Regions from separate parts of the Homo sapiens genome. Here region 2 is linked to region 1. A link is an interaction called in ENCODE POLR2A ChIA-PET data of the cell type or tissue named here. Cell type or tissue: PC-9. All regions are shown on one strand. Links, peaks and the distances in the headings refer to the core of each region. The heading gives the core; the rest is flanking DNA. Region 1 has its middle 60 kb from the start of DSP. Region 2 overlaps RIOK1 (RIO kinase 1).

Region 1 (14,572 bases), core at 4,102-8,101:
TATCCTGGCAAGAGACAAAAAGGGCATTGGCAAAAGGGAGAACATTCGTTTGCTCATTCCTTTATTCATTCACTTATTTGACATTTACTTTATGTTTTCCCCTGAGCATCTTTTATGTGCCAGCATTGTGCTGTGCTGGGTGCTGGGAATACAAAGGCAAAAAAGAGAAACAAGGTCCCTGCCTTCCTAGGGCAGACACTTACTTGGCAGTTCTGGTTTTCTTAGTCTGTTCTGTGCCAATATAACAAAATACCACAGACTGGGTAATTTATACGGAACAGAAATTTCTTTCCTCAGAGTTCTGGAGGTTTGGAAGTCCAAGATTGAGGGGCTGGCATCTTTCAATTCTTCTTCTTTTTTTAAAAAAAATCTATCTCTTGGGCCAGGCATGGTGGCTTATGCCTGTAATCCTAGCACTTTGGGAGGCCGAGGCGGGTGGATCACCTGAGGTCAGGAGTTCGATACCAGCCTGGCCAACATGGCGAAACCCTATCTGTACTAAAAAAAAAAAAAAAAAAAAATACAAAAATTAGCCAGGCGTGGTGGCACATGCTTCTAATCCCAGCTACTCAGGAGGCTGAGGCAGAAAAATCGCTTGAATCCAGGAGGTGGAAGTTGCAGTGAGCTGAGATCATGCCACTGCACTCCAGCCTGCGCAACAGAGGGAGACTCCATCTCAAAAAAAAAAATCTATCAATCGCTCTGTCTGTCTGTCTATCTATCTATCTATCTATCTATCTATCTGCTTATTTAGAGACTGAGTTATGAGACTGGCTAATTTTTGTATTTTTGGCAGAGATGAAGTTTCACCATGTTACTAAAGCTGGTCTTAAACTCCTGGGCTCAAGTGATCCATCCCCCTCCACCTCCCAAAGTGCTGGGATACAGGCATGAACCAACGCGCCCGACCAGGGATCTCCTTGCTTTGTCATCCCATAGTGAACAGTGGCAGGGCAAAGAGAAAGAGAGAAAGAGAACAGGAATAAGTGAACCCACTCTCTCAATAATGGCATTAATCCATTCATGAGAGCAGATCCCTCGTAACATAGACAAGGTCTCACTCTGTTGTCCAGGCTGCAGTTCAGTAATACAAATATAGCTCAGTGCAGCCTCAGCCTTCTGGGGTCAAGTGACCCTCCTATCTCAGCCTCCTGAGTAGCAGGGACCACAGGTGCATGCCGCCACACCTGTCTAATTTTTTTTATTTTTTGTAGAGATGGGGTCTCCCTGTGTTACCCAGGCCGGTCTGTAACTCCTGGGCTAAAGTGATCTTCCTGCTTTGGCCTCCCAAAGTGCTGGGATTAGATTACAGGTGTGAGCCACCTCATCTAAACATCTCTTAAAGGTTTCACCTCTTAATATTGTTGTAATTGCAATTAAATTTCAACGTAAGGTTTGGTGGGGACAAACATTAAAACCAGAGCACCGGGCCAAGTGTGAAGGCAATGACAGTATGTATGAGCTAACATGATACAGAGTATTTTGGGAGCATATATACCAGGAGCATATTCCAAGAGATTTGGAGCATCAGAAAGACTTTCTTAAAAACTTCCCTAAAATGATGTCTCAGCTAAGACCTGAAGGAGGAGCAGGAGACGGCCAGGTGAAGGAGAGATATTGGGGGTTCCAGGTGGTTGGAATAGTAGAGGCAGCTTTCCAGAGAAGAGAGACATCAGAGCCTCTGAGTGAATGTAAAGAAGTTCAGTACGACTGGACCACAGGGACTATTAAGGTGTGAGGCTAATGAGGGAAGCAGGGACCTGATCCCAAAAGGCCTCTAAATCACATGAAGGAGACTGGACCTTATAAGAGGCATGGCATCATATAAGAGAAAGGATCAGATGGACATCCTGAGAAGATCACAGTCTGGATAAATAGTAACAAGACAGACTAGAAAGGACTTGGTGAACCATTAGCTAGATTTGGGGTTACAGAAGGGCATGAAGACTCGCAGGTGTCTGACTTGGATACCATAAAACAAGAGGAAGAGAGGTTGGGAAGGAAGATCTAAATTTTATTTTGGACCTGTTGCTTTTGAGGGACATTCAAGTGGAGCTATTCAGTAGGTGCTTGCATATACATTCCACGTGGAGATGGAATAGAGTTATTGGCATGTAGGACCTACACAGTGCAGAAATCATAGGAGTGGATGAGACCAGGTAGGCAAGTCTGCAGGGTGAGAAGAGAGCTGTGGATGGAAACTCAGGGGATTCCAACATTTAAGGTTCAGGCAGAGGAAGAGGGCTCTGCAAAAGAGGCTGGGAAGGGGCAGTTAGAGGTACGAGGAAGACTCAGAGCAAGAAGTCATGCACTCTAAAGATCTCCAAAGAATAGGACAAGGTCAAGTGTGTCAAATGCCTTGGAGAGCTTAGGCGAGATAAGGATTGAGAAGTGGCCATAGAGTTTGGCAAGAATTGTTTCAGTAGAGAGATGAGGGTGGGAGTGGGCAGCCTGCAGTAGGTGGAGGAGCCGTGGGAGGTGGGGAAGACTTCAAAGTCAGTGAAGTGAGGAGGCAAATACCATGCTTGATGGTAGAGCAGTGTCCAAGCCAGCCAGGGGTGGGTCGCTGGAAAGACAGACTGAGTCCGTGGCTGCAGGAGGAGAATGCTAGTAGTTAAAAAGTTGAGACCCAACTAGGGGAACAGAAATGTTTAGGGGTTAAAGACCAGTGATTCTGGCTAGTAAAGGATCCTGAACCACCAAGCGCATTCATTACTGTTGCCCTTATTAATCTTAAGCATTGATTATATTCACCCAGACAGGAAGCAAGAGTTCTGTAAGTTCTGTTTAAGTGACCAGTGAACATGAATTATTGAGCACTTGCCATGGGCCATGTACTGGAGTTACAAATATAAATAGGTGCCTGCTCTTGAGTATCTCATATCCTTTGAAATACCTGCATTGAAAAAGGCAGAGTAAAACTGGATTGATTTCCAAAGCATCAAAAACAGTAAGAAATGTAGATTTTAATAAAATCTCACTTGTTTTTTTTGTTATATTGGGTTCAGAGAAAAACGAATCTCATGAAGTTTTGCCTTTACAATTCACATTCCCAAGGTCTGAGGGGTCAAACAGAAATGAAGGCAAACTCAAATCTAGAGTTCTGTGAGAGTGGCATTTGGGTCAGGGTGGATGGAGAAATAGACCACAAGGCAGGGATAGGAAAACTCGGGCTGGTAGGGCTGTTGGGACAAGCTCGAGACCAAGTTTACATGGCTTTATGCTAGATAGATATGGATTACAAATGGGAAAACTGCTTTTGGTTTATTTGTTGTATACCTTTTGGAGAAAAAAAGTGATTCTACATAAAAATACCAAAGGGGCCGGGCATAGTGGCTCACGCCTGTAATCCCAGCACTTTGGGAGGCTGAAGCGGGCAGATAACGAAGTCAAGAGATCGAGACCATTCTGGCCAACATGGTGAAAGCCAGTCTCTACTTAAAATACAAAAATTAGCTGGGCATGGTGGCGCACGGCTGTAGTCCCAGCTACTCTGGTTGCTGAGGGAGGAGAATCACTTGAACCCAGGAGGCAGAGGTTGTAGTGCGCCGAGGTCACGCCACTGCACCATCAGCCTGGTGACAGAGCAAGACTCTGTCTCAAAAAAAAAAAAAAAAAAATACTAGAGGGAAATAAACTACAAGTGTTAACAGTGATTACCTTTTGGTGGAGGGATTAGGAGTGATTTGATTTTCTTCATAACTTTTCATATTTTAAATATTTGTGATGAATAATACTAATTCTATAATCTGAGAAAAGATGCTATTTTTAGAATGCAAAAAAAAAAAATATATATCGAAAAGAGGCAGGATGCCGGGAGTGGTGGCTCATGCCTGTAATCCCAGCACTTTGGGAGGACAAGGCAGGAGGAGTGCCTCGGCCCAGGAGTTACAGACCAGCCTGGACAACACAGCAAGACCTTGTCTCTACGAAATACAAAAAAATTAGCTGGGCATGGTGGCGTGCACCTGTGGTCCCAGCTACTCCGGAGGCTGAGGTGGGAAGATCACTTGAGCCCAGGAGTTTGAGGTTATAGAGAGCTGTGTTTGAGCCACGGCACTCCAGTCTGGGCAACAGACGACTGAAAAAGAGAGAGAGACAGAAAGAGGGGCAGGTTTGTGTTCCAGTGCAGTGACCAAAATGACCAAAATGAAAACAAACAAACAAAAAAAGATACTGGGTGATAACATCGCTTCATCAAAAACAAAAAATGTAGAAGATTATACTGGTAGGAGCAATATTCAGAAATAACACTGAAGACCTAAAAATCACATGCCATGCTTAACCTTGTCACAAACTAGGGGTGGTCCTAGGCATTTTCTTTAATGTATTTATTAATATATAAAATCTAGTAATAATCAATCTGAAAGAAATGGTGTGATTGTGAGTCAGCCCTGCACACATTGCCCCTAGAAGAGGAAAATGACTTGCCCAGGTTTGTACAGTTATTATCTGCATTTTTCTGATCATGTGATATTAATTTTCTCTTGAAACTTGAAATTATGAGGTAGAAAGTGCACTGTGAGAACAAATGTTGAGTTATGGCTGCCGGAGCTCCAAAAAATTGAGTTATAATTCTTTTTTTTTGAGACAAAGTTTCACTCTTTTTGCCCAGGCTGGCTGAAGTGCAATGACATGACCTCGGCTCACTGGAACCTCCGCCTCCCGGGTTCAAGTGATTCTCCTGCCTCAGCCTCCCAAGTTGCTGGGACTATAGGCGCCCACCACTATGCCCAGCTAATTTTGTATTTTTAATAGAGACAGTGTTTCACCATGTTGGCCAGGCTGGTCTCGAACTCCCGACCTCAGGTGATTCGCCGGCCTTGGCCTCCCAAAGTGCTGGGATTACAGGCCTGAGCCACCGCACCTGGCTGAGTTATAATTCTTAATTGTGACATTTTTATTGATGAAAAGAAAATGATTTGATGCCTCTGATAAGAGACTGATATATTCTAAAATAAAGGCTCATTACTAACTGAAATAGAGTTTTTAAAGTTTAATTTGGTAGGAGGGAAGTAATCTCTTAAAAGATATGGCTGGCTATTCTTAAATTCAATTTTAATGAGTATTTGTGGGTAACGAGATAGATGGAAATGTGTTTTGGGAATGTATTCTCATTTTCAATACGATTCCCTTTTATTGATCTCATGGGAAGAGGGCCTGCTTTCCCTTGTATGAAATTTCTAGACAAAAGAGACCGGGTGCTGTGGCTCACACCTGTAATCCCAGCACTTTGGGAGGCCAAGACAGGTGGATCACCAGGTCAGGAGATCGAGACCATCCTGGCTAACACTGTGAAACTCCGTCTCTTATACAAAAAAATTAGCCGGGCGTGGTGGCGGGCGCCTGTAGTCCCAGCTACTCGGGAGGCTGAGGCAGGAGAATGGCGTGAACCCGGGAGGCGGAGCCTGCAGTGAGCTGAGATCGCGCCGCTGCACTCCAGCCTGGCAAGAGAGCTAGACTCTGTATCAAAAAAAAAAAAAAAAAAAAAAGAATAAAGTGTCCGTCCTGCAAGTTGCTGCCAGTGCAGGCAGGTCAGGGAGTCTGCTGCCGCTGGTAGGGAAGACAAGCTTGCAGCTTTCCACACCCATTCCTGAATTGCGAGAAGGGAAACTTACCCAGAAGCTGGAAGGAATCCAGAAAACATGAGCAAACCCACAGCTTCTCCGTTGATAGAAAGGCGTGTCCACTCATTTCTTACGTCTACTGAAGCCTTGAGAAGATTAATTGAGGGTTTGCCTGCCTCGGAGGCATTTCACCTGGGCAGGCTGTGTCCTGATCAGCAATGTTCTAGGCTGTCAGGACAGACACACACTTAGGCACTACGTGTGTGAAATCTCAAAACCGCAGCTGCTGACCTAGGATTTTGTAGACACTCTCCGCTCTTTAGGGCCAGAGAGCCCCAGCAGTGAAAAGCCCAAGGAAGGTCTTGTTTTCCTTGTCATGTCTTTCAAATAAATTAGGGAGAATGAGCACAGCTAAATTTGAGAAATTATTGGCACAGCCGTCAATTAAATCCTTCAGATAGAAAACACATTTTTCTTTTCTTTTCTTTTCTTTTTTTTTTTGCTGTGTTTATTTTCCAAACAATTTTATTGAAATGTGCCAAGAGTACATGGGCAGCACAAATGTATGAACAGGAAAAAAAAAAATCACATGTACAATAATTTTTTTTTTTTTTTTTTTTGAGATGGAGTCTCGCTCTTGTTACTCAGGCTGGGATGCAGTGGCACGATCTTGGCTCACTGCAACCTCCGTCTCCCGGGTTCAAGCGATTCTCCTGCCTCAGCCTTCTGAGTAGCTGGGACTATAGGCGCCCGCCACCACACGCGGCTAATTTTTTGTATTTTTAGTAGAGACGGGGTTTCACCGTGTTAGCTAGGATGGTCTCCATCTCCTGACCTTGTGATCCGCCCACCTCGGCCTCCCAAAGTGCTGGGATTACAGGCGTGAGCCACCGCGCCCGGCCCACAATAATTTTTTAAAAGTGAAGAAGTGAAGGTTAATCTTGGGACAGATCAGGTCCCCTCTCGCTCCCCCTGCAGACTTCCAGCGTTTCCATTAAGGTTAAGCCTCTACAAACCTAGCTTTCAAAAAAAAAACAAAAACAAAAAAAACAAAAAAAAAAAAAAAACGAAAAATGGCATAAAGGGAAGAGAAATGACTTCCTGCTCTGATGGGACTCTTCCTAGCCACCTAATTAGGAGGCATGCTGAGCGGTGGAGAAACACAGCTTCAGAGTGTAAGGTATGGACCACTTGGGTTTTTCATCTGGTAATGGTTCAGGAAGCCCCGAGCCTCCAGGGCATCGCTCTTGGATTCCCACTCCAGCAGTCCAGAAGAGCTGCGCTCACTTTTGCCTGAGAATACTTTCACAGAAGATGGCCGCTTCACGCCCAGCTCATCTCAGATCTCAAAGAAGTTGTCAGTCACCTCCAGCGGGGCGTTGAAGAGGTGCAGCACGTTGCTGGGGTGCTGGATGCGGTTCTTCCCTGCCCGCTCCAGCGAGGGGAACCGATTGTTCGGGATTCACTGAAGTCTCTGTAACTGCAAGACGTGACTTCCAACCCGCATGACTGACAGGGCATGATGGCTGGCTGCTTGGAGACAGACATTCAGCTTCTGCCCAAACATGAAGTTGTTGCTGAGGTGGGTAGTGGCCCGGTCCACAGTGTAGCCGTCAGCCATCTCCACCATGGCGGTCCCCGGCTTGCTTTTCATGACTTTCACCTTCTCCACATTGCTATACAAGCAGAAGACATTGAAGACTTGGTCACAGTTCATCTTAGACTGATCCAAACTGTAGACCATGAGGACAGGGCTGTCGGGGTGAGGGCCATGCTCGGGTGGTGGGGAGGGGGTGGGGGGTGCCCATACTAGGGGCCGTTGCGACTTGGGCCCCAAGGGTGACTCCCCCTCACTGGTGGACCCGTCCTTCTCCCTTCGTAGTGAGGTCGCGGGCTGGGGGGCCATAGCCCTCATCATGGCAATGGGTGTGATACCCACGGTGGGGCCCTCCATATTCTGTGGGGTGATCTCCCAGGAGAGGGGGCTGCCTCTGGCGTTTGTTGGGGTTGCTGCCAGGGTCACCTTGTCCACTGAGATTGGGGTTTGTGTAGTCCCAAGTATCCTGATCATTCTTGAACACATTCAAGCGTGTAGGCTTCGTGTATTTGATCTTCAGAGTGCAACAGCCGGAATAGATTTCAGCCCCATTGAGTGAGGCCTTGGCCCACTGGGCACTTTGAACACAGTCAAATTCCACCATGGCCTGAACTCCATTCTTCCGGAAAATGGCAATTCTCTGGACAGGGCCACAAGGATTACCGATAGTGTAAAGAACATCCGTGGTGATCGAATAGATGGGGTTCAGGATGGTAAAGAGAAGCACACTGTTCACGCTCCGGATCATCCGAGTTCCCGGGGCGGGAGATCTTCTGGCTGGTAGAGTAGTTGACAAAAGCTGGGTGACCGGCAATATGTATTTGGTTGTCGGCTGTGTAGTTCACTGCGTTGCAAGCCTCTAGCACATCTTCAAACTCCACCAGTGCTTGTCTCTTTTTAGACATTACCATCACATAGCTGATGAGTCCAAACTCCTGCAAGGCCTCCACAATGTCAGCTTCCACCACACCATCAATTAGGCCCCTGATGTGGACAACTGGGGAGGCAGAGGTTTTGTGTGGGTCATCACAGTTCTCCTTAGAGATTAGGCTTCCATCAGATGGAATTCCCCACTCTAGAGGACAAGGCCTCTGCCCACCCGTTTCTGCTCCCTCAACCGCCCACGAGGCAGGGCAGGAGACACATTTTTCTTTTATAAAATCTGAGTTGAGAGCCCATCTAAGATTTTTCAGTACCTTTTGGAGTCAATTTAAAAATCCCACTGCAAGCCAGGTGCGGTGGCTTATACCTGTAATCCCAGCACGTTGGGAGGCCAAGGCGGGCAGATCACCTGAGGTCAGGAGTTCAAGACCAGCCTGGCCAACATGGCCTTGGCCAGCCACAGCCAACCCCGTCTCTGCTAAAAATACAAAAAATTAGCCAGGCAAAGTGGCACGCGCTTGTAATCCCAGTTTCTAGGGAGGCTGAGGCGGGAGAATCGCTCGAACCCGGGAAATGGAGGTTGCAGTGAGCTGAGATCGTGCCATTACACTCCAACGTGGGCAACAGAGCGCAACTTCAACTCAAAAAAAAAAAAAATCCCACTGCAGGTATCTATCAGGGTAATGTGGTAGAGTTTCTTCCAAGGGACTCAGAGCTTGACAAATCTGGTCATAGTGAGAAAAACATTGGTAAAGTTGTCCAAAAGAGCAGACAAGGTCATTCAAGGTATTTGATCCACTTTTAGGAGTTAAAGCAAAGAGCTAATTATTCAGGATTAAAAAAAGATTTTTAGCATTACTGTAGATACTCTTTTGTGTAAAGCGTAAGATAAGGACCACACTTTTTATTTTTTTTGGCGTGGCATCTTTCTTGAGTATCGATTGATCTTCAATGGAAGGGCTTATTTTGGGATGTTTTATTCTATTCCACTGGCCCATAACATAAGTCTATGCTTAGGCCAATACAAAATTGTCTTGATTACAGTAGCTTTACTCATATAGTAAGTTTTGAAATCGGGTAGTTTAAGTTCAACTTTATTTTTCAAAATTGTTTGGCTTAAGGTTTTTTTGCATTTCTATATAACTTTTAGGGTCACCTTATCAAATTCTATTTTTAAAGCCTGATGATATTTGATAGGGATGCATAGAATCTATAGATCAATTCAGGAAAAACTGTCCTCTACAATATTGAGTTTTTTGATCAATGTTCATGGTACGTCTCTCCATTTACTCAGCTCTTCAGATAAATATCTCAGTAATGTTTTGTGGTTTTTAGTGTATAGTTATTGCACTTTCTTTGTTAAATTTATTCTCAAGTATTTTATTCTCTTTGATACTATTGTGAATAAAATTTTTTTTAATTTCATCTTACTATATTGAAATACAATTAATTTTCATGTACTGAACTTGAGTCCTGTGACCTTGCTGATCTGGTTGATTAATGCCAGTAATTTTTTTGTAGATTCTTTGGGATTGTCTACATACAGAATCATGTTGTCTTTGAATAAATACACAACCTTTATACCTCCTTCCTAATCTATATATGTTTTATTTGTTTTTCTTGCATTATTTCATTGGCCAGAGCCCCAAGTACAGTAAGTCCTCCCTTAAGACCATTGATAGGTTCTTAGAAACTGTGACTTTAAGCAAAAAGACATTTTGTTCAATCAAAGTATTTTTTTCTTTTTTTTTTTTTTTGGCTGGGATTATAGGTGCATGCCACCATGCCTGGCTATTTTTATTTTTTGTGGAGACAGGGTCTTGCATTGTTGCCCAGTCTGGTCTTGAACTTCTGGGCTCAAGCGATCCTCCCACCCCTACCTCTCAAAGTGCCTGGGTTACAGGCATGAGCCACTGTGCCCGGCCTCAATGTAATAACATTGATGAGAAAAAAAAAATGGATTGTGTTATAAGTCACTTTGCTTAAAGTCACAGTTTTCAAGAGCCTATTGACATTACATGAGGATTTACTGTACAATGCTGAATAAAAATGCTGAGAGCAGATATCCTTGCCTTGTTCCCAATCTTAGAGGAAAACTATTTGATCTTTCACTATCTTATTATTTAAAAAATTGTAGTAAAATATACATAACAAAATGTACACTTTTAACTATTTTGAAGTGTGCAGTTCTCGGCATTAAGTCCATTTACACTGTGTAATCATCATCACCATCCATCTCTAGAACTTTTTCATCTCCCCAAACTGAAACTCTGTACCTATTAAACACAGACTCCCCATTCCCCCAGCCCCTGGCAAACACCCTTCTACTTTCTGTCTCTATGGATTCCATTATCCTAGGTACCTCATATTAGTGGAATGACAATATTTATCCTTTTGTGTCTATCTGGTTTCACTTAGCACAGTGTCCTCAAGGTTTGTTCATGTTGTAGCATGTCTTGGAATTTTCTTTCTTCTTAAGGCCAAATAATATTTCACTATATATTTATTCTTTCACTTTTAAGTATAATGTTAGCAGTGGGGTTTTCATAAATGTCTTTCATCAAATTGAGGAACTTTTCTTTTACTCCTAGTTTATTGAGAGATTATATCCTGAATGTAAATTGGATTTGGATAAATGATTTTTCAGCAGCTATTGAGATGACCATGTGGTTTTTGTATTTTATTCTAATTATAGAGTGTAATTATATTAATCAAATATTGACTGTTAAACCAATCTTGCATTCCTGGGGTAAGTCCCACTCAGTCATGGTGTATAATCCTATGCTTTTTTCTAAGAGTTATATAGCTTTATAATAGCTCTTACATGTAGGTCTATGATTGATTTTGAGTTACTTGTTGTATATTATGTAAAGAAGGGTCCAAAATCATTCCTTTGCATATGGATACCCAGTTGTCCCAGCACCATTTGTTGAAAAGCCTATTCTTTCCCCACTGAATGATCTTGGCACTCTTGTTGAAAATCAATTGACTATAAACGTAAGGGCTTATTTCTGGAACTTCAATTCTGCTCCATTGATCTTTATATCTTCCTTATGCTGTACCACACTGTCTTGCTTACTGTAATAACTTGTAGTAAATTTTGAAATCAGGAAGTATGAGTCCTTCAACTTTGTTCTTTTTTGAGACTGTTTTCGTGAATTTGGGTCTCATATTTCTTAGAGTCCTTTTTAACTTTACCTCATCTGGGAAGAATTGCCTTAAGATTATACACCACAGCAGTGCTTCTTAACTTGGCAGTACATAAGAATTACCTGGGAGGCTTTCTATTTTTTTTTTTTATTTTTGGAGACCAAGTCTCGCTCTGTCGCCCAGGCTGAAGTGCAATAGCATGAGCTCGGCTCACTGCAACCTCTGCCTCCCAGATTCAAGCGATTCTCCTGCCTCAGCCTCCCGAGAAGCCGGGACTACAGGCACGCACCACCATGCCTGACTAATTTTTGTATTTTTAGTAGAGACGGGGTTTTACCGTGTTGGCCAGGCTGGTCTTGAACTCCTGACCTCAAGTGATCTGCCCGCCTCAGCCTCCCAAAGTGCTGAGATTACAGGGATAAGCCACTGTGCCTGGCCTATATAAATTCTTATAGCCTGCACATTTATAGTATTTTCCCCTCTTTTATTATTAGCTTTTATTTTACTTTAACTGCTTATGTTTATGGTATCCATGGTTCTATTATTTTATTCTCTCTCTTTTTTTTGAGACAGAGTCTCACTCTGTTGCCCAGGCTGGAGTGCAGAGGTTTGATCTTGACTCACTGCAACCTCTGCCTCCTGGATTCAAGCGATTCTTCTGCCTTGGAATTACAGGCACACGCCACCACACCTGGCTTATTTTGTATTTTTAATAGAGATGGGGTTTCACTATGTTGGACCAGGCTGGTCTCGAACTCCTGACCTCAGGCGATCCACCCGCCTTGGCCTCCCAAAGTGCTGGGATTACAGGCGTGAGCCACTGCACCTGGCTTGTTTTATTCTTCTTTATATTTAATCTTTTTTCTTTTTTTCTTTCTTTTTTTTTTTTAAATGGAGTCTGACTTTGTTGCCCAGGCTGGAGTGCAGTGGTGTGACTGCTGCTCACTGCAACCTCCACCTCCCGAGTTCAATCATTTCTTTTGCATCAGCCTCCTGAATAGCTGGGACTACAGGCACACACCACCACACCCAGCTGATTTTTGTATTTGTATTTATTTTTAGTAGAGACAGGGTTTCACCATGTTGGCCAGGCTGGTCTTGGATTCCTGACCTCAAGTTATCCGCCCGTGTCAGCCTCCCAAAGTGCAGGGATTACAGGCGTGAGCCACCACGCGGGGCTTAGTCATGTTATTATAGGTGTCTTTGTGGTAAATCACTTTAAATCCCTTGTGGGAGAAAGTGGGATGTAAATAAAAACATTTAAAGCTTGACTTTTCCTTTCAAGAGCCTAGTATAGTGCATGGAACTTCCTGTTCTCCATAAAATATGTTTTGAGTTCTAAAACAGGCTGAGGGCGGGAGGTCAGAAAAAACTAGGTAAACCGTTATCAAATTGATTAGGACAAGGATCCAGCCAACCCCATTCATCATTTATCAAATACCTACAGTGCTACATGTTTGCCTTGCCATTTGACCATTGTGCTCAAATCCGGCAGAGTAAGGATGTCTGCTGGAGATCTCAGTACCACACCTGTAAAATGGGTTAACAGTACCTACCTCACAGGCATGTTGAGGGAATGAGGTGAGATGATATATTCAGAGCACTCACCCCAGAGTCTTGCACTTGGTGAGTTTGTCAATGTTATCTTCCCTCCTCATCTCCTTCCTCAATTAGATGCTGTGACTCCCTCCTAAGATTGTATTTACTTTACAAAAGGATATAATTTGTCGAATGTGCAAATGAACTTTGTCATGCTTTGATCCAAGGGAGTTTCTAATCTTTTTGGGGGAGGTGGGAAAGGAGAGTAAGAAATGAGAGGCCGAGCTCTCCACGCGGCCCATGATAAACACCAGGCAGCTTTGTGTGGAATCATCACTTGAGGGTTTGAGTAGCAGAAACATGATGCTGGAAGACATTAGAAGAGAAAGGTCCATGGGCCACAGAAGGAGACAGGTGTGGAATGAGAATTGCCGGCAGCAGCCATCCTTAGAGAAAGAGGTAAACTCTCCCCTCTGCAGGGGGCTTGACTCTACGGCCTCAAAAACTGTGAGCTCTCCAGACAACTTCTTCCTTGTGCATCACATCCAACTGCTGTAGCCCTTCCTCTGCCTCTGCGCTTTTCAGTCTGGACCCAGGACAACACCAACAGCAGGGCCCTGGTGCCAACCAAAGCCCATCAGGGAACTGCCCCCATAGTATCTACTTTTTTTTTCTTTGAGATGGAGTCTTGCTCTGTCATCCAGGCTGGAGTGCAGTGGCACAATCTTGGCTCACTGCAACCTCCGCCTCCTGGTTTCGAGCTATTCTCCTGCCTCAGCCTCCAGAGTTAGCTGGGACTACAGGTGCCCACCACCACGCCTGGCTAATTTTTGTATTTTTAGTAGAGACAGGGTTTTCAGGCTGGTTCCAAACTCCTGACCTCAGGTGATCCGCCCACCTTGGCCTCCCAAAGTGCTGCGATTACAGGCATGAGCCACTGCGCCCGGCCAAATGACAATTTTTAAAAATTGAGGATGGCTGGTGGCAAAGGAGATTCTTATGCTACTGGTTTTCTGGAGTCTATAGTTGAGCTTTAAGAGTCTTGGTTCAGGGACAGGCCTGGTGGCTCATGCCTGTAATCCCAGCGCTTTGGGAGGCCGAGGCGGGGAGGATCGCTTGAGGTCAGGAGTTCAAGACCAGCCTGGGCAACATGGTGAAACCCCATCTCTACCAAAATTACCAAAAAATTAACTGGGCATGGTGGTGCACACCTGTAGTCCCAGCCACTTGGGAGGCTGAGGAGGGAGAATCATCTGAGCTCAGAAGGTTGAGGTTGTAGTGAACTGAGATGGCACCACTACACTCCAGCCTGGGTGACATAGTGAGACTCTGTCTCAAACAAAAAAAAAAAAAAAAAGATACTGGTTTGGTGTTTCCTAGGACCACTCCTTCTCCTTCTATCTCAGTCCTATTTTATAATCTGATAATGCAATTTAGGTTGTGCGTTTTAAGGTGAAGATTAATGAGCTGTGCAGTGGCTTCCTTTATTAACATTAAAATTTTTTTTCAGAGACAGGGTCTTGCTCTGTCACCCAGGCTGAAATGCAGTGTCATGATCATAGCTCACTACAGCTGTGACATCCTAGGCTCAAGTAATCCTCCTGTCTCAGGCTTCTGAGTAGCAGGGACTACACATGTGTGCCACCACGTCTGGCTAATTTTTTTTTTATTTTTGTAGATACAGGGTCTTGCTATGTTGTCCAGGCTGGTCTCCAACTCCTGGCCTCAAGCCATCCCCCCATATCAGCCTCCCAAAGCACTGGGATTACAGGTGTGAGCCACTGTTCCTGGTCCCTTTGTTACTTACTGAGGAAGATAAATATAGAGATTTCATGCC
Region 2 (16,290 bases), core at 5,371-9,370, 66 kb before region 1:
GGCTGCACCATTTTACATTACCACCAACAATGCACAAGGGTTTTAATCGCTCCACATCCTCACCAGCACTTACTAATCTCCATACCCTCACCAACACCTATTATTTTGTTTTTTGTTTTGTTTTGACAATGAGAGACCCCCTAATGAGTGTGAGGTGTATGTTATTATGGTTTTGGTTTGTGTTTCCCTGATTACTAGTGACGTTGAGCATCTTTTCATGTGCTTCTTGCCCATTTATATATTTTCTTTGGAGAAATGTCTTTTTTTTTTTTTTTAAGAGACAGGGTCTCTCTGTTACCCAGTCTGAAGTACAGTGGTACAATCCTGTCTCACTACAGTCTCAACCTTCTAGACTCAAGCAGTTCTCCTGCCTCAGCTGCTTCAGCCTGCTGAGACTATAGGTGCAGACCATGACACCCAGCCAATTTTTTTTTTCTTTTTCATTTTGTTGGGACAGGGTCTCACTGTGTTTTCCAGTCTGGTCTTAGACTCCTGGGCTTAAGCACTCCTTCTGTCTCGGCCTCTCAAAGTTCTGGGGTTGCAGGCATGAGCCACAGTGTCCAGCCCCATGTCTTTTTTTTAATCAGGTTTGGTTTTTTTTGTTGAGTTGTTTGTATTTTCTGGATATGTCAGATACGTGATTTGCAAATGTTTATTCCCATTCTGTGACTTGTCTTTTCACTCTGTTGATTGCAAGCTTTGATGCACAGAAGTTTTAAATTTTGATGTGATCCAGTTTATCTATTTTTATTTTTGTCTCTGAATCATAGAGTTTTGAACACATGGCATGTATGCCTCTACACAGGTTTTCAGGTTTGTTTGTTTTTGAGATGGAGTCTCGTTCTGTTGCCCAGGCTGGAGTGCAATGGCACAATCTCAGCTCACTGTAACCTCCACCTCCTGGATTCAAGTGATTCTCCCACCTCAGCCTCCTGAATAGCTGGGATTATGGGCACCTGCCATCATGCCCAGCTAATTTTTGTATTTTTGTAGAGATAAGGTTTCACCATGTTGGCCATGGCAAGTCTCGAACTCCTGACCTCAGGAGATCCGCCTGCCTCGGCCTCCCAAAGTGCTGGGATTACAGGCATAAGTCGCCTTGCCTGGCCAGGTCTTCAGGTTTTATCCTGTCCTTTCCTCTTTTTCCATTTCCTTGCAATACCTTCCCATTTCTGCCTTTGCTCAACTTTGCTCCGCCTGGTGAACTTTAAAGCTCCAGTTAGAAAGCTCTCTGGAGGGGTATTTCAGCAGAAATTGTTTTCATAGGTGTAGTCTCCTACAACTATAATAGAAGTAGTCACACTGTGTCACTTATTATACTAAGTCCCTAATTCTGTCACCCTCAATTATGAACTTTTATGGAACAGGAGTTTTCTCTATTGCCAAGTACCCAATATCTGGCCCATAGTAGGCAATCACATCTGTTAATGGAATAAATAAGTGTGTCATTTTTATTCCTCAACTTTTTAACTTAGCACTGACTTTCTTTTTCTTTTTCTTTTTTTTTTTTTTAAATGGAGTTTCCCTCTTGTTGCCCAGGCTGGAGTGCAGTGGGGCAATCTCGGCTCACTGCAACCTTTGCTTCCTGGGTTCAAGCGATTCTCCTGCCTCAGCCTCCCGAGTAGCTGGGATTACAGGCATGCGCCCCCATGCCCAGCTAATTTTGTATTTTTAGTAGAGATGGGGTTTCTCCATGTTGGTCAGGCTGGCCTTGAACTCCTGACCTCAGGTGATCCATCCGCCTCGGCCTCCCAAAGTGCTGGGATCATAGGTGTGAGCCACCGCACCCGGCCTCTTTTATTTATTTATTTTTTTGACGGAGTTTCGCTCTTGTCACCCAGGCTGGAGTGCAGTGTGCAATTTCGGCTCACTGCAATCTCCGCCTCCCAGGTTAAAGCAGTTCTTCTGCCTCAGCCTCCCCAGTAGCTGGGATTACAGGCACCCAGTAGCTGGGATTACAGGAGCCCACCACCACTCCCGACTAATTGTGTGTGTGTGTGTGTGTGTGTGTGTGTGTGTGTGTGTGTGTGTGTGTGTGTGTGTTTGAGATGGAGTCTGGCTCTCTCACCCATGCTGGAGTACAGTGGCACGATCTCGGCTCACCACAACCTCTGCCTCCCGGGTTCAAGTGATTCTCCTGCCTCAGCCTCCAAGTAACTGAGATTTCAGGTGCATGTTAGCATGCCTGGCTAATTTTTGTGTTTTTAGTAGAGACGGGTTTTCACCATGTTGACTAGGCTGGTCTGGAACTCCTGATCTCATGATCCAGCCGCCTCAGCCTCCCAAAGTGCTGGGATTACAGACGTGAGCCTCAGCCTCCCAAAGTGCTGGGATTACAGGCGTGAGCCTCAGCCTCCCAAAGTGCTGGGATTACAGGCATGAGCCTGTAATTAGACTGCACCTGGCCTAATTTTTGTATTTTTAGTAGAGACGGAGTTTCCCCATATTGCCCAGGCTGGTCACAAACTCCTGATCTCAGGTGATCTGCTGGCCTCACCTCCCAAAGTGCTGGGATTAGAGGCGTGAGCCACTGTGCCTGGGTCAGCACTGATTTTCGTGTCTAAACTCAAAAAAAAAAAAAAAAAAAACCTCTGCTCCCACTATTTTTTCCTTTCTTCTATATAGAGAAGAGAACACTCAGTTTTACAAACCAAAAGAACCCTTTGGAATCTTTGTCACCCTCGTTTCAGTCATTGTTTGCTCAGAGAGCTTTCTTCAGTGCAGCAGCAATAAAGCCGTATATTCAAGATTTACAGCCAGCCTTTGCAATTCCCTTCGCCGACTGCTCAGGATTTAAGGAATGGTTCTTTCATTCTTTAGGTCTCTGTATTCCTTTAGTAAATGCTAAAGCATTTACTAAATGCAAAAGCTAATTATTTAAATTTAGTAAAAGTAGCATAACTTTTGAAAAAGGGGGGCTAGGGATCCCCCTAGGCTAGAAGAGTTTGATTTATTGTTACTTTTGGGTTGATGGCAGCCTTTTTGGTGAGGTCTGTGCTGGAAAGCTAACTTGTACCATTAGACCTCACTAAATGCTTTCCTAAGTGTGAGGAGGTGATACTTAAAAAGACTGGAACAATTTTATACCAAAACTGGGACATGGATGTGCCTTCTGCAGTTTGAATATAAAAGAAAGTCATTTTTGTTTTCTTTCCAAGGCCATGGAAATAGCATCTCAAAGGACCAAGGAAGAACGGTCTAGCCAAGATCATGTGGATGAAGAGGTAGGATTTATTATCTATTCACAGCCTTTGGAAACACTTGTGTTTTGAGGGTTTTTTTTTTTATGTTGCTAGAGCATAAACTTGATTTAAATAGATAAGCAGCTTTTTCAAATGATGGTAATATTTCCTTAAGATATATTATAGTAAATGATTTAAGTGAGCCAAGTTGGATAGTTTACATTTCACTGTATTGGTCCACTCAGCAACCTGTTAGCCCATTGTCCTAGATGGAGAAAATTTTTAAAGAGCCTGTTAGGATATAGGCGTCAAGAAGGAAAAGCCTGTTTTTAATTTGCAAATGTGAGTTTTTAAATGACTTAAATATTGATTCTAGAAATGTTATAGATTTTAAATATTATGCTTTGATAAAAACGAGTCAGGGTGTTTTTTTGTGAAGGAGCCATAGTAGGCTTTTAAAAAAAATTCTCACAACTCTTAATGGTTGACTATGAGGTGCCCTGTGTTTGTCGGCAGCTCTCCACCTTTTTCACTGTAGCAGCTGGGTATGTTTCGTAAGGCATAGCCAGGCAGCGCTTGCCAACTGTAATTCCGCCCCTTTCCCTCCTGCTCAGAAAAGCTTTTTGGAACAAAAATGAAGGAGAAGTGTTATTCTAAGGATAATCTTGAATCAGCTCTAATGTTTTTTTTCCCTTCCTTAAAATAAATCATATGCAAAATTTAGTGTTCTATCATTAGTAGTGTTACTTTTGGGACACCACATCACAGATGGGATACCAGTGTGTGCAGACAGCTTAGCCAAGCATCAGTGTTAGGGATGAATGAATATATAGATTCCCCTGTAACCTGATGGAGGAGTATGCTGTGTGAATGTGAGAAGTGTATGAATAACAGTTTTGATTTTGCTTTTCCTCTCTGTTAGGTGTTTAAGCGAGCATATATTCCTAGAACCTTGAATGAAGTGAAAAATTATGAGAGGGATATGGACATAATTATGAAATTGAAGGAAGAGGACATGGCCATGAATGCCCAACAAGATAATGTAAGTAGCTTGGTTTGTATATAGCAAGCAGCTCTTCAAAAGTAGTAGGGGACTGTCCCAAACCTATCTGGGCCTTTTAAGTTCCCCTAATCTTGAATATTGGCTTCTGAGCTAGTGAAATGACTAACTCTATCTGTGTTAACTTGTGTGCACATTGAACGCAAAGGGAATTATTTGGAATTTATGAGAGGAGGTAACACATTTGAATGAATCCAACAAGCTGTAATTGTAGAAACAAGATTCAGATAGAAGTCTAGGCTATTAATGGTTATTATATTAGGTCCATTAACATATATTTCTTTAACATACATCATTCAGGAACAATTTCTTTTTGGTGAAGGGTCAGATAGTAAATATTTTAGGCTTTGCAAGCCAAGAAACAAAATTGAGGTGATTACGTAGGTCCTTATGTAACAAGAGAGAAAAAAATTCACCCTCAATTTTTATTCGTGAAATTAGAAATACTTTAATAATAGTTGAATACACTTTTGTGTAATACAAGTATACTAAAGAAGAGTGGAATTATTTGATGTGGGGCAGATAATATTTCACTTAATTGGGGCTCAAAGTTTGTGTTTGCTATCTTCAAATTGATTGCAAATGTTTATCTGTAAAAACTACCAGGTAGGCTGGGCGCAGTGGCTCACACCTGTAATCCCAGCCCTTTGGGAGGCTAAGGTGGGCGGATCACTTGAGGTCAGGAGTTCGAGACCAACCTGGCCAACATGGTGAAACCCTGTCTCTACTAAAAATACAAAAATTAGCCAGGCATGGTGGCGTGCTCCTGTAATCCAAGCTACTGGGGAGGCTGAGGCACGAGAATCACTTGAACCCGGGAGGCGGAGGCTGCGGTGAGCTGAGATTGCGCCATTGGACTTTAGCCTAGGCTACAGAGCGGAACTCTGTCTCAAAAAAAAAAAAGGCCCAGTACGGAGGCTCACACCTGTAATCTCAGCACTTTGGGAGGCCGAGGTGGGTGGATCACCTGAAGTCAGGAGTTCGAGACCAGCCTGGCCAACATGGTGAAACCTCGTCTCTACTAAAAATATAAAAATTAGCTGGGCATCGTGGCAGCTGTAATCCCTGCTACTCAGGAGGCTGAGGCAGGAGAATCTCCTGAACCCCAGGTGGTGGAGGTTGCAGTGAGCCAAGATCGCGCCACTGCACTCCAGCCTAGGCCACAAAGCAAGACTCCGTCTCAAAAAAAAAAAAAAACAACTACCAGGTGGCTGGTTGGATTTGGCCAGTAGATCTGGTAGACAGAAATAATATCAATATTATAAACTTCCTGTGTTACAGTGAGATTAATTTTAGATACCTTTTTATAATCATAGGAGACATTATTTAACCCACATTGTTCTTAATAGTGCAATATGCATATTTCATTGTCTAGTTTTATGTTGATCCTTATTTTTTTTTTTTCATTTTGGTTATAAGATTCTATACCAGACTGTTACAGGATTGAAGAAAGATTTGTCAGGAGTTCAGAAGGTATGAAGAACATGTGTTACTGTTTGTTTATGTGAAAACAGTTTTAAAGGATATAAACTCTAGTCATACTGTTTTTTATTATTATTTAATATTATTAGAACTAAATGTTATTTTATATTGTTAAAATGTTATAATTGCTTTCAAAGTCTGTGGACATCTTCAGAAATGCCATTTTTGTGTTCTTTCTAAACACAGCACTGAAATTTGGAAATTAATTTATTTTTCTTTCTGTCTCTGAATTGTTCAGTGATTGCAGGTGAGGTATTTATCTTTTTGTATCCTGGTCGTCATTTGTGGAGCTCTTAATGATAGCCATTGTGCTTCTTGATGGTTTTACAACCAGCTTAGGAGAACTTTGGAATGTAGTCTCCTACCAGGGTATTACTTGTTAAAGAACAATCTCATGAGTTCAGCAAGTCCTGCTGTGCTGGATTCCTGTGATGTTCTTTTTTCTTAAAACAATCTTGTTTTGTTTTACATTTTAGAAGGGCAGGGATTAAGTAATTCTAACTTAGGCAGTCATAAAAGCAGTCTTTATTTTTTTAAATCTTCCTAATTGAAGACTTAAATAAAGGATCACAGTTTGCTTTCTTAAAATCATGTCTTTTCTGTGGAAAGAATTGAATTAGGGGAATTCTGGTATTTTGCATTTCTGAGTTATAATAACAGGTGTCATAAGGAAGTTATGCTTTGGATTCCAGAGCATGAAGATTTTATTGCAGCAAGCTAGAAAATCTTGTTGTACAATTGACTTCTAAAGATCTGTTTTTTTCTTATAAAAGGGAAACCTCACTCTTAAAAACTGCTAGGAAGCGCTGTATTAGACAACTGCTGAATTTCAGGAAGTAATGAAAATTTCTCTTCTTCACATATTGTTTTCCCTCCCAATTGGATTAGTTTATTGCTAGAAATGTGGTTCACAGGAAAACAGCTGTGAAGTTATCCATATAAATCTTCATTTTCTACCTCTATGTATATTTTGCCTCTTTCCCAATCCCAACTAAATGCTCCTGATTAGCTGAAAGAAGGAGAACAGCTCTGTTGTTGATCTAGGTCACGCAGTAAAGCCCTGGTTCCTTCATTTGAGTATGTTCTGGAGCCTTACTTGGAGTGGCTACTTTCATGTTTCCCTCCTGATGTTCATTCTGGTGTTTTGATGTTTCAGTACAGGATGTTAGTTTTTAACATATATTTGCGAGCCTAAAATCTGAATTCTGGCATTAACACATTTAACAACAACACATAACTTGGTTTGTGTGTTGTTTAGAATAACATGGTTCTTTAATAATTTCAAGGTCCCTGCACTCCTAGAAAATCAAGTGGAGGAAAGGACTTGTTCTGATTCAGAAGATATTGGAAGCTCTGAGTGCTCTGACACAGACTCTGAAGAGCAGGGAGACCATGCCCGCCCCAAGAAACACACCACGGACCCTGACATTGATAAAAAAGTAAGCAATGAAATACCTTCCCCTTTTCTTTAGTGTGGGAGCACAGCCGCTCTTATTTCTCTTTGCTCAAGGATCTAGCTAGATTATGATGGCTGAAAACATTATTGATAAGTACCTCTAATTACAGTTTTAATACCTAAGTGTGAACTTGACTTTTGGTGGTAACATTATCTTGAGATTGGGCTGCTCATCAGAGCACCTTGGGCATTGCCTAGAGAGAGCACGCACTAAATTCAGTACATTTCACATGAAGTACAAGTGATGTTAGAGTTGACCCAGGGTAAATACTGAAGAGCCATTTCAGGGGGATTTATAGCCCAGCTTGATGTTTCTGGAATCTGAAAGACCATATAATAGTCCCCCCATCCATGCTTTCAGTTTCTACTGTTTCAGTTCCCTGCAGTCAGCCTTGGTTTGCAAATATTAAATGGAAAATTCCAGAAGTAAACAATTTATAAGTTTTAAATTGCTCACCGTCCTAAGTAGTGTGATGAAATTCATGCTGTCCTCCTCCATCCTGCCTGGAATGTGAATCATCACGTGGTCCAGCGTCTTCACACTGTCGACACTCCCCACCCGTTAGTCACTTAGTAGCCTTCTTGGCTATCAGTTCAGCTGCTGTGATGTTGTGGTGCTTGTGTGCAAGTAACCCTTACTTTGCTTAATAATGACCGTAAATTACAGGAGTAGTGATGTTGGAATTTCAGGTATGCTTTAGAGAAGCCATAAAATGCTTCCTTTAAGTGGAAAGGTGACCATTCTTGACTTAACAAGGAACTCATGCCTGTAATCCTAGCACTTTGGGAGGCCAAGGAGGGCGGATCACTCCAGACCAGTCTGGGCAATAGAGTGATACCCCGTCTCTATTAAAACATTGGTGATGAGCACCTGTAGTCCCAAATACTTGGGAGGCTAAGGCAAGAGGATCCCTTGAGTCCAGAAGTTTGAGGTTCTAGTGAGCTGATCATGCCACTGCACGCCAGCCTGGGTGACAGAGTGAGATTCTGTCTCAAAAAAATAAATAAAAGGAAAAGAATCATATGCTGAAGTTGCTGGTGAGAATCTTTTATCCGTGACATTGTGGAGAAGGAAAAAGATGTTTGTGCTGGTTTTGCTGTCTCACCCCAAACTGCAAAACTTAGGACCATAGCATGTGATAACTGCTTAGTTAAGATGGAAAAGGCATGAAATTTGTGGGTGAAAGACGTAAACAAAAACATCTTCCAGTTGATGGCACCATGTTGCACCAGAAAGCACTGAGCCTATACGAAGGTTTCAAAGGTTTCAGCAAGGGTTCCCCTGAAATGAGTGCCACCAGGCCATTTACTGTAAGGAATAGTTACACAGATTCAGGAATAGGTTTGGACTAAAAAATAGAAAAATTACCAGAGAGGCTGCATCTGCCAATGAAGAAGCTACTGTCACATGAGTATGATACTGTGGGATATTTGGAGAGAGAGACCACATTCAAATAACTTTTACTATAGTATATTGTTACCATTCTGTTATTAGTTATTATCTCTTACTGTGCCTAATTTATAAATTAAACCTCATCATAGGTACGTATGTATAGGTAGAAGCATAGTATATATAGGGTTTGGCACTATCCACAGTCTTAAGCATCCACTGGGAGTCTTGGAACATATCCCCCATGGATAAGAAGGGACTCTTGTATTTCTTTAATCCCTAGCCATAGACATAGAGACACTGCTGACTGAGTGCTATGTGACTATTATTATTCCATCTTAGTCTAATCCTTTAAACCTTATACAATGTGGGTCCCAAGACTTCTGAGGGACATACTCAGCTGCTAGCATATTTTCTCATATGTCTACTAGAAACACATATTTTGTCTCTTTCCAATGTCTATTTCTGTTAGAATATGGAACTTGTAAAGAAAAGTATTTGCAAACATTTAATAACATTCTTAGGGATATTTCTGTTTGGCTGTCTTCACATTTCTATTAAGGAAGCTCAGCTGGGCGCGGTGGCTCACGCCTGTAATCCCATCACTTTGGGAGGCCAAGGCAGGTGGATCACGAGGTCAGGAGATCGAGACCATCCTGGCTAACATGGTGAAACCCTATCTCTACTAAAAATACAAAAAATTAGCCGGGCGTGGTGGCAGGCGCCTGTAGTCCCAGCTCCTTGGGAGGCTGAGGCAGGAGAATGGCGTGAACCCAGGAGGCGGAGCTTGCAGTGAGCCGAGATCACGCCACTGCATGCCAGCCTGGGCGACAGAGACTCCGTCTCAAAAAAAAAAAAAAAAAGAGGAAGCTCAAGGCCGGTTATGGTGGCTCATGCCTGTAGTCTCAGCTACTGGGGAGGTTGAGGCAAGAGGATTGCTTGAGCCCAGGAGCTTGAGGCTGCAGTGCACAATGGTCATGCCACTGCCCTCCTGCCTGGGTGACAGAGTGAGTCCCTGTCTCTAAAAAGAAAAAACTGAAAGACAGTTTTCACCCCAAGTTCCTCCACCAACCCATAATCATTTTCTTTTCTTTTCTTTACATTACACTCACTTTTATTCTTCTATGTGTGTATTTTATTTAGTTATAATCATAATAATACTCCAGGTGGGTGCAGTGGCTCATGCCTGTAATCTCAGCATTTTGGGAGATCAAGGTGGGTGGATCACTTGAGCCCAGGAGGTCGAGACCAGCCTGTGCAATCTGGCGAAGCCCCATCTCTACCAAAAAATACCCCAAAAAAACCTAGCCAGGTGTGGTGGTGCACACCTGTTGTCCCAGCTACCCAGGAGGCTGAGGTGGGAGGATTGCTTGAGCCCAGGAGGTGGAGGCTGAAGTGAACCATGGTCACGCCACTGACTCCAGCCTGGGCGACAGAGCAAGACCCTGTCTAAAAAACAAAAAACAAAAAACAAAAACAAAAAATGCATACTCCAAATGAATGAAAGTTGGCTTTTTTGTTTGTTTTTTACAGGAAAGAAAAAAGATGGTCAAGGAAGCCCAGAGAGAGAAAAGAAAAAACAAAATTCCTAAACATGTGAAAAAAAGAAAGGAGAAGACAGCCAAGACGAAAAAAGGCAAATAGAATGAGAACCATATTATGTACAGTCATTTTCCTCAGTTCCTTTTCTCGCCTGAACTCTTAAGCTGCATCTGGAAGATGGCTTATTGGTTTTAACCAGATTGTCATCGTGGCACTGTCTGTGAAGACGGATTCAAATGTTTTCATGTAACTATGTAAAAAGCTCTAAGCTCTAGAGTCTAGATCCAGTCACTGACTCTGTCTGGTGTTGACAGAGGATTTATTTAAGCTATTATTTTAATAAAGAACTTTGTACATTTTTATTTTTATATTTTTTTCTCTTACAAATATGTTTTTGGAAGCATGATAAATGTTTAAATGTAGTCAACATCTGTAACTCTTACATGAGTGTCCAGAGGCACTCATGGGAAAATTGGTTTTGCTTTCTTTGTACACACCAGAGACCCATCTGAGGTCATCTGATTATAAGGCCATGTTTATATAAAGGGAATTTCACCCACAGTTCAGCTGGCTGTTGATTTTCACTGCAACTCTGCCTTTGTGTGTATTGGCGATCATTTGTAATGCTCTTACACTTCGTCTTTAATGTTCTTTTTGGAGTTAGGACCTCTCAGTTCATAAAGTTTTTTACAATTCAATCATTTGGCATATTCATTCATTCATCAAAAATTTGAGTATTTTAGTTGCTGGGGATACAGCAGAAAACAAACTAGACAAAAATTACTACCTTTGAGTAGTTTACATTTTGATAGGAAGATAAGACATTAACCAAAGTAAGTAAAAAGCAGTGTATCAGCAGGTGATAAATTCTATGGAGAGAAATAATGCAGAGATGAGAGGGCGCCTATAGATGAAAGAGTTTGCAGTTTAAAATAGGGTTCTTGGAAAGGCCTTACTGAGGGCTGATATTTGAGCAAATACTTGAAGAAGGTGAATTGTTTGCATAACAAGAAGGAAGAACATGCCAGGCAGAACAACCAGCAGTTGCAAAGCCCTGAGGCAGGAGTGTACGTGACATCTTCCAGAAACAGGGCTGAGACATCATCATCAAGGGAGAAAGTAGTAGATGCAATCAGATAGTGTACGGCTGTGGGAGGGTTTTGGCAGGGGAGTGATATGATCTGACTTCTGTTTTAAAAGGATTACTCTGGCCTCTGTGGAGAATTGATCAGGAAGCAAGGGTGGGAGACCAGTGGGTATGTTCATTGAAGTAAACCCAAGCAAGAGACGCTGATGGCTTGGTATAGGATGGTGGCAGACATGAGAGAAGTGGTTGCACATTCTAAGGGAAGAGATGAGATTGCGTGGAGTGAAGGGTGACTTCAGGGTTTCTGACCTGAGCAGCAACTGAGATGACTGGAGTTGCCACTTACTGTGATGGGAAAGACTGGACGGGAGCAGGTTTGGGGAGGGTAGGAGGGTGAGATAAAACCTTACATCACAACATAGTACAGATACTAAAAGAAATTACCAATTTAATTTTTTTAATGATATACTTTATGTTGGAAGTGACTCTTGTAGTCATTGCATTTAGAAATAATTTCTATAAATCAACCCCTAGTTTTCACTTAAACTGAAGCTTGCCCCTGCTTATTTGACAGTGGGTTATAGGGGGAAATCATTTGAGCTCTTTATGTTTATTTTGACTATAAAGTTCAAAATATGAAATATAATTTCAATGAAACACAAAAATAATCCCTCTAAAATAGTCTACAGTTAGCACAACAAAAGAAAAAGCAAAAGCAGATATCAATCCTGCACACATCTGGGGAGTTTATCTTCAGGATCTTCTAACTCTTGTGTTTGTTTTGATCTTACTCTCCGACATGGTATGTTTGCATTAGGAGGTCAAGCTGCTCAGTGCTGTCTTTTGCTGAATCTCATGCAGTTTCCAAGCTTGGAATCAGTGCCACTTGGCCAGATGTAGCAATAGCCAGATTGTGGGGCAGTTCATTCTCTTACATTGCTGCTGGGAGGAAGTGACTTGTAAAACATCAAGAGTTGGTAATGAAGATTCTAACCTGAGAAAAGCTTTTCTGATACCCCTCTTGCTCATGTGGCTGTATCCTTGTTTGGATTCTGGGTCATAAGGCTGTGGCTGGTTAATAGCCACTCATCGTATTCTTGCCAACCTTGTCTGAAATTATCATCCTCATCAGAAGGCTTAGAAGGAGCCTAATCTTAGGCAAACAACTAGCAGGGCTGCTTGCTGACTTTGATAACAATTGAGTTTTGATTGTTTGGCAGGTTTTAGTGTTAATGGATTATTGGTTGTACAGTTACTTTCTACTTGGAAAGGTGAAGTTTGGGTCTCTTGGCCCAAAGCTGGGGACATTATTTTGGTGGTTGTAGATATATCTGATTTCATGTTTTGTTGTTTTTCTCATCCATCAAAATAATGCAGATGTTTCTAAAAGTTTACTATGAGAAATCTGGGTAACTTCTTTGAAGCACAAAATTACAGCTGTTTCCTATGCTGCTGTCACTCTTATTCTTCCTTTGATAGACCTGTTCAGGAATAGAGTGTTTCTCAGCCTGAAAGTACCACCATTTCTTTTTGTTTGTTTGTTTTGAGATGGAGTCTCGCTCTGTCGCCCAGGCTGGAGCGCAGTGGTGAGATCTTGCCTCACTGCAACCTTCATCTCCCAGGTTCAAGTGATTCTGCCTCAGCCTCCCAAGTAGCTGGGATTACAGGTGCCCGCCACCACACCTGGCTAATTTTTGTATTTTTAGTAGAGACAGAGTTTCACCATGTTAGCCAGGCCAGTCTCGAACTCCTGACCTTAGGTGATCCGCCCACCTCATCTCCCAAAGTGCTGGGATTACAGGCGTGAGCCACCACTCCCAGCCAGCACCACCATTTGAAAGTGGTCTTTTAGTGAAGAAATGAGAATGGTGGCAGCTCTTTGCCCAGGTCTGGTCAAGTATGAATCCATGGTTCTTGGCTAACATCAAGTTTTCTTCAGCTTTATCGCTAACTTGATGAAGACAGACCCAAGATGTTGAAAAACTTTATAGCTTGGTACTAAGAGTTGTTTGAGATCTTTCCTTTTCATGAGTATTCTGTTTAATTCTGTGCTAGCAGCTTGTTTCTTGGCTGTGGGCCCATCCTGTTTTGTGACTGTGATTTCATTAACCTTTTGGCTCAGAAAAGGAAGAGATTAAATAAAAGTTCCTCCAGATGCAGGTAAAAATGAAATTTAAGGACATCTCAAATGTCAGGCTCTGAATGCTATCTCTAAAAAATCCTTTTCATTTTCAAAAGCTTGATATACTCTCTAATTTCTAGTGGTCTATACACATCGTAAATAAAGACCTTGACTGTTCAGAGCTTTACTTTGATTTCTGAGGTTTACTTTTTTGATGGAAGAGCTAAAAGGATTGGCAGCGTGAGCAGATTCTCCTCAAGTATAGTTTCCCATGAAGATTTCAAGCGCAGGGATCAAAACCAAGAACTCTCCACATTCTGTCTCCTAAATGGGATTAGGGTGTCACATTCCCTGCATTTTGGTTGGAGTATTTAACTTTCATATCCTTTGGGTTTGTGTTGCCTTGGACATGAAGGCTTTTAACTGTTTCAAGGGAAACCATAATATTGGTATGAAATCATTAAAGCCAGTTTTGTAAGGAAAGAAGTACTATCTTGCATCTATGCCTTCCAGAGATCTTAGTCCCAGTTGATGGTGTTGCAGAAGGTGGTGCAGGGTCTCAGACCCTGACACCATTAAGAAGGCAAATGCTGTAACCATTGTGGAAGTAATAGTAGCACCTCCCTCATAGATTATTGTGAAGGATGCTGAGAAGAGCTGGTGGGAAAGTTTGCAATGGTTGGATCAGGCTGATAGTACCCGAACCCATTGCTTTGTCATTGAAAGCGGAGCAGCCAGCCCCATAGGTGCTCCTGTTGTGATGTAAAAGGAAGTACACAGAACCATCTGTAAAATACCTCACCTGCCCCTAAAAACATTGAACCTGAACTATGTGGCCACTAGATGTAACTAGCAGTTTACAGGAAACACAGGACGCAGGAACAGGATAAATGATCCTATGAGGACACAACCAAATCTGGAATAAGGGAGACTCCATAAGGAAAAAAAAAAAAAATGGAAGGCAGGGCACTGTGGCTCATGCCTATAATCCCAGCACTTTGGGAGGCCAAGGCGAGCAGATCACGAGGTCAGGAATTCAAGACCAGCCTGGTCAACATAGTGAAACCCCGTCTCTACTAAAAATACAAAAATTAGCTGGGCATGGTGGCACATGCCTGTAATCCCAGCTACTTGGGAGGCTGAGGCAGGAGAATCGCTTAAACCTGAGAGGTGGAGGTTGCAGTGAGCGGAGATCGCACCACTGCACTCCAGTTTGGGCAACAGAGTGAGACTTCATCTCAAAAAAAAAAAGAAAGCACAAGTGGTTTCAGACCACATATCCCAATGCTGGGTACTGCATTTGGATCCTGATGAAATCAAACCAATTGTAAAAAAAATTGGGATGGTTTTTTTAAAAAAAGGAAAGTTAAAATGAAATATGTATTAGATGGTAGTAAGGAATTGTTCATCTTATTACATATGATAGTGACATTGTGGTTACATTTTTAAAAAATGTGTTCCCTTCAAGTATCTACTGAAGTCTTAATGAATAGGATGTCTGGGATTGCTTTAAAATACTCCACCCTGTCTCTAAAGAAAAGTGGCAGTAGATGAAGCAAGATTTGCAGAATGTTAATAATTGCTAAAGCTGGGTAATGGATATGTGGGGATTCATAATACTGTTCTATTTTTGTATATAAAAATTTCTCTAAGAAAAAGGTTTTTTAAAACAATTTTTAAGAGCGTCTCACTCTCTTGCCCTGGCTGGAGTGCAGTGGCACCTTCTTAGCTCACTGCAGCCTCGACCTCCTAGGCTCAAGTGATCTTCCTGCCTCAGCCTCCCTCGACCATCTGGGCTCAAGCAATCCTCCTGCCTCGGCCTCCCAAAGTGCTGGGATTACATCTACCACACCCAGCCAATAAAATGTTTTCTAAAAATATGTTTAAGTATATTGAGCACTCAACATGGCTTATCACGTAGTAGTGCTATATTATACAAGTGTCTATGTATTTGTTATTTTACTTACTACTTTCAAGTAACTTCTTTTGCCTAGGCATCAGGTTAAACCATGTGAGCTAAGAAGATAGGTCTAGGCAGAATTATAATGCCAGTACTCACCTAGCTTGGTGTCATGAAATGCCCTTTTGGTTCTGAAATTTAGATTCTATTAGTGGGTGCAGTAAGATAACTTGTATATTGAACAAATGCAGATAGAATTCATTTTGCCAACCTGATCCTTGTTTTAAAAGACAATATCAGCCAGGCGCGGTGGCTTATGCCTGTAATCCCAGCACTTTGGGAGGCTGAGGAAGGTGGATCAGCTGAGGTCAGGATTTCAAGACCAGCCTGGACAACATGGCAAAACCCTGTCTCTACTAAAAATACAAAAATTAGCCGGGAGTGGTGGTGTGCACCTGTAATCCCAGCTACTCGGGAGGCTGAGGCAGGAGAATCGCTTGAACCTGGGAGGCAGAGGTTGCAGTGAGCCAAGATCGTACCACTGCACTCCAGCCTGGGCGACAGAGTGAAACTCTGTCTCAAAAAAAAAAAAAAAAAAAAAAAAAAAAAGGCAATACCACTTCTGTGAGACCTGTTCTAACCACTCTTTGAAATTGCCATCCTGCCTGCTTCCCAAAGGCCCCACATGCCTTGTCAGCTCACTTGCATTATTTTTCTATAGCTCTTCTAACAACCTAAACTCACATGTTGAATTTACTTATTCATACCGTGTCTCTTTCCTCGCCTTCCACCTCCGTCTATAGTGTAAGCTCCACAAGGGCAGGGATTTCTGTCTTTGTTTTGTTTTGTATCCCTGCTCCTAGCATGGTGCCTGAAACGTAGTCAATGCCCAACAAATACTTAACTGAATAATATGTTGTGTTTCCTAAACAAAGATCAGGCTATTCCATCCATGGATCACACCCCTCACGTTCATAAAAATGAAAATAAGGAGTCGACGTGGGTTGATCTGCACCTTCTAGTCAGACCCTCCCTGTGACCAGCGGCCATGTTTTCCAATGGCAGCCGG

Evidence for each region. Peaks named below come from ENCODE experiments on the same cell type or tissue, not always from the same donor. Only the 100,000 strongest peaks of a DNase experiment are listed, where the experiment ranks them.
Region 2: POLR2A ChIA-PET joins it to region 1 with 19 read pairs; 4 of 35 experiments call an interaction of 5 or more read pairs at or near these places.

The regions. Positions count from the first base shown.
Region 1 is chr6:7,474,394-7,488,965 of GRCh38, forward strand. It overlaps the pseudogene HNRNPLP1. Among named protein-coding and RNA genes, the nearest start is that of DSP, 60 kb to the right of the region's middle. In PC-9, for the core only: no CTCF peak of the experiment used is centred there; a DNase peak (open chromatin) is centred at 5,648; H3K4me3 peaks cover 373 bases; H3K27ac peaks cover 315 bases.
Region 2 is chr6:7,407,228-7,423,517 of GRCh38, forward strand. It overlaps RIOK1 (RIO kinase 1), which reads left to right. Exons shown (of 17, transcript NM_031480.3): 13 at 3,159-3,224; 14 at 4,105-4,224; 15 at 5,662-5,715; 16 at 7,011-7,163; 17 at 10,104-10,810. The coding sequence ends at 10,214. Among named protein-coding and RNA genes, the nearest start is that of RIOK1, 26 kb to the left of the region's middle. RefSeq lists an enhancer at 5,666-6,436. In PC-9, for the core only: no CTCF peak of the experiment used is centred there; no DNase peak of the experiment used is centred there; H3K27ac peaks cover 1,240 bases.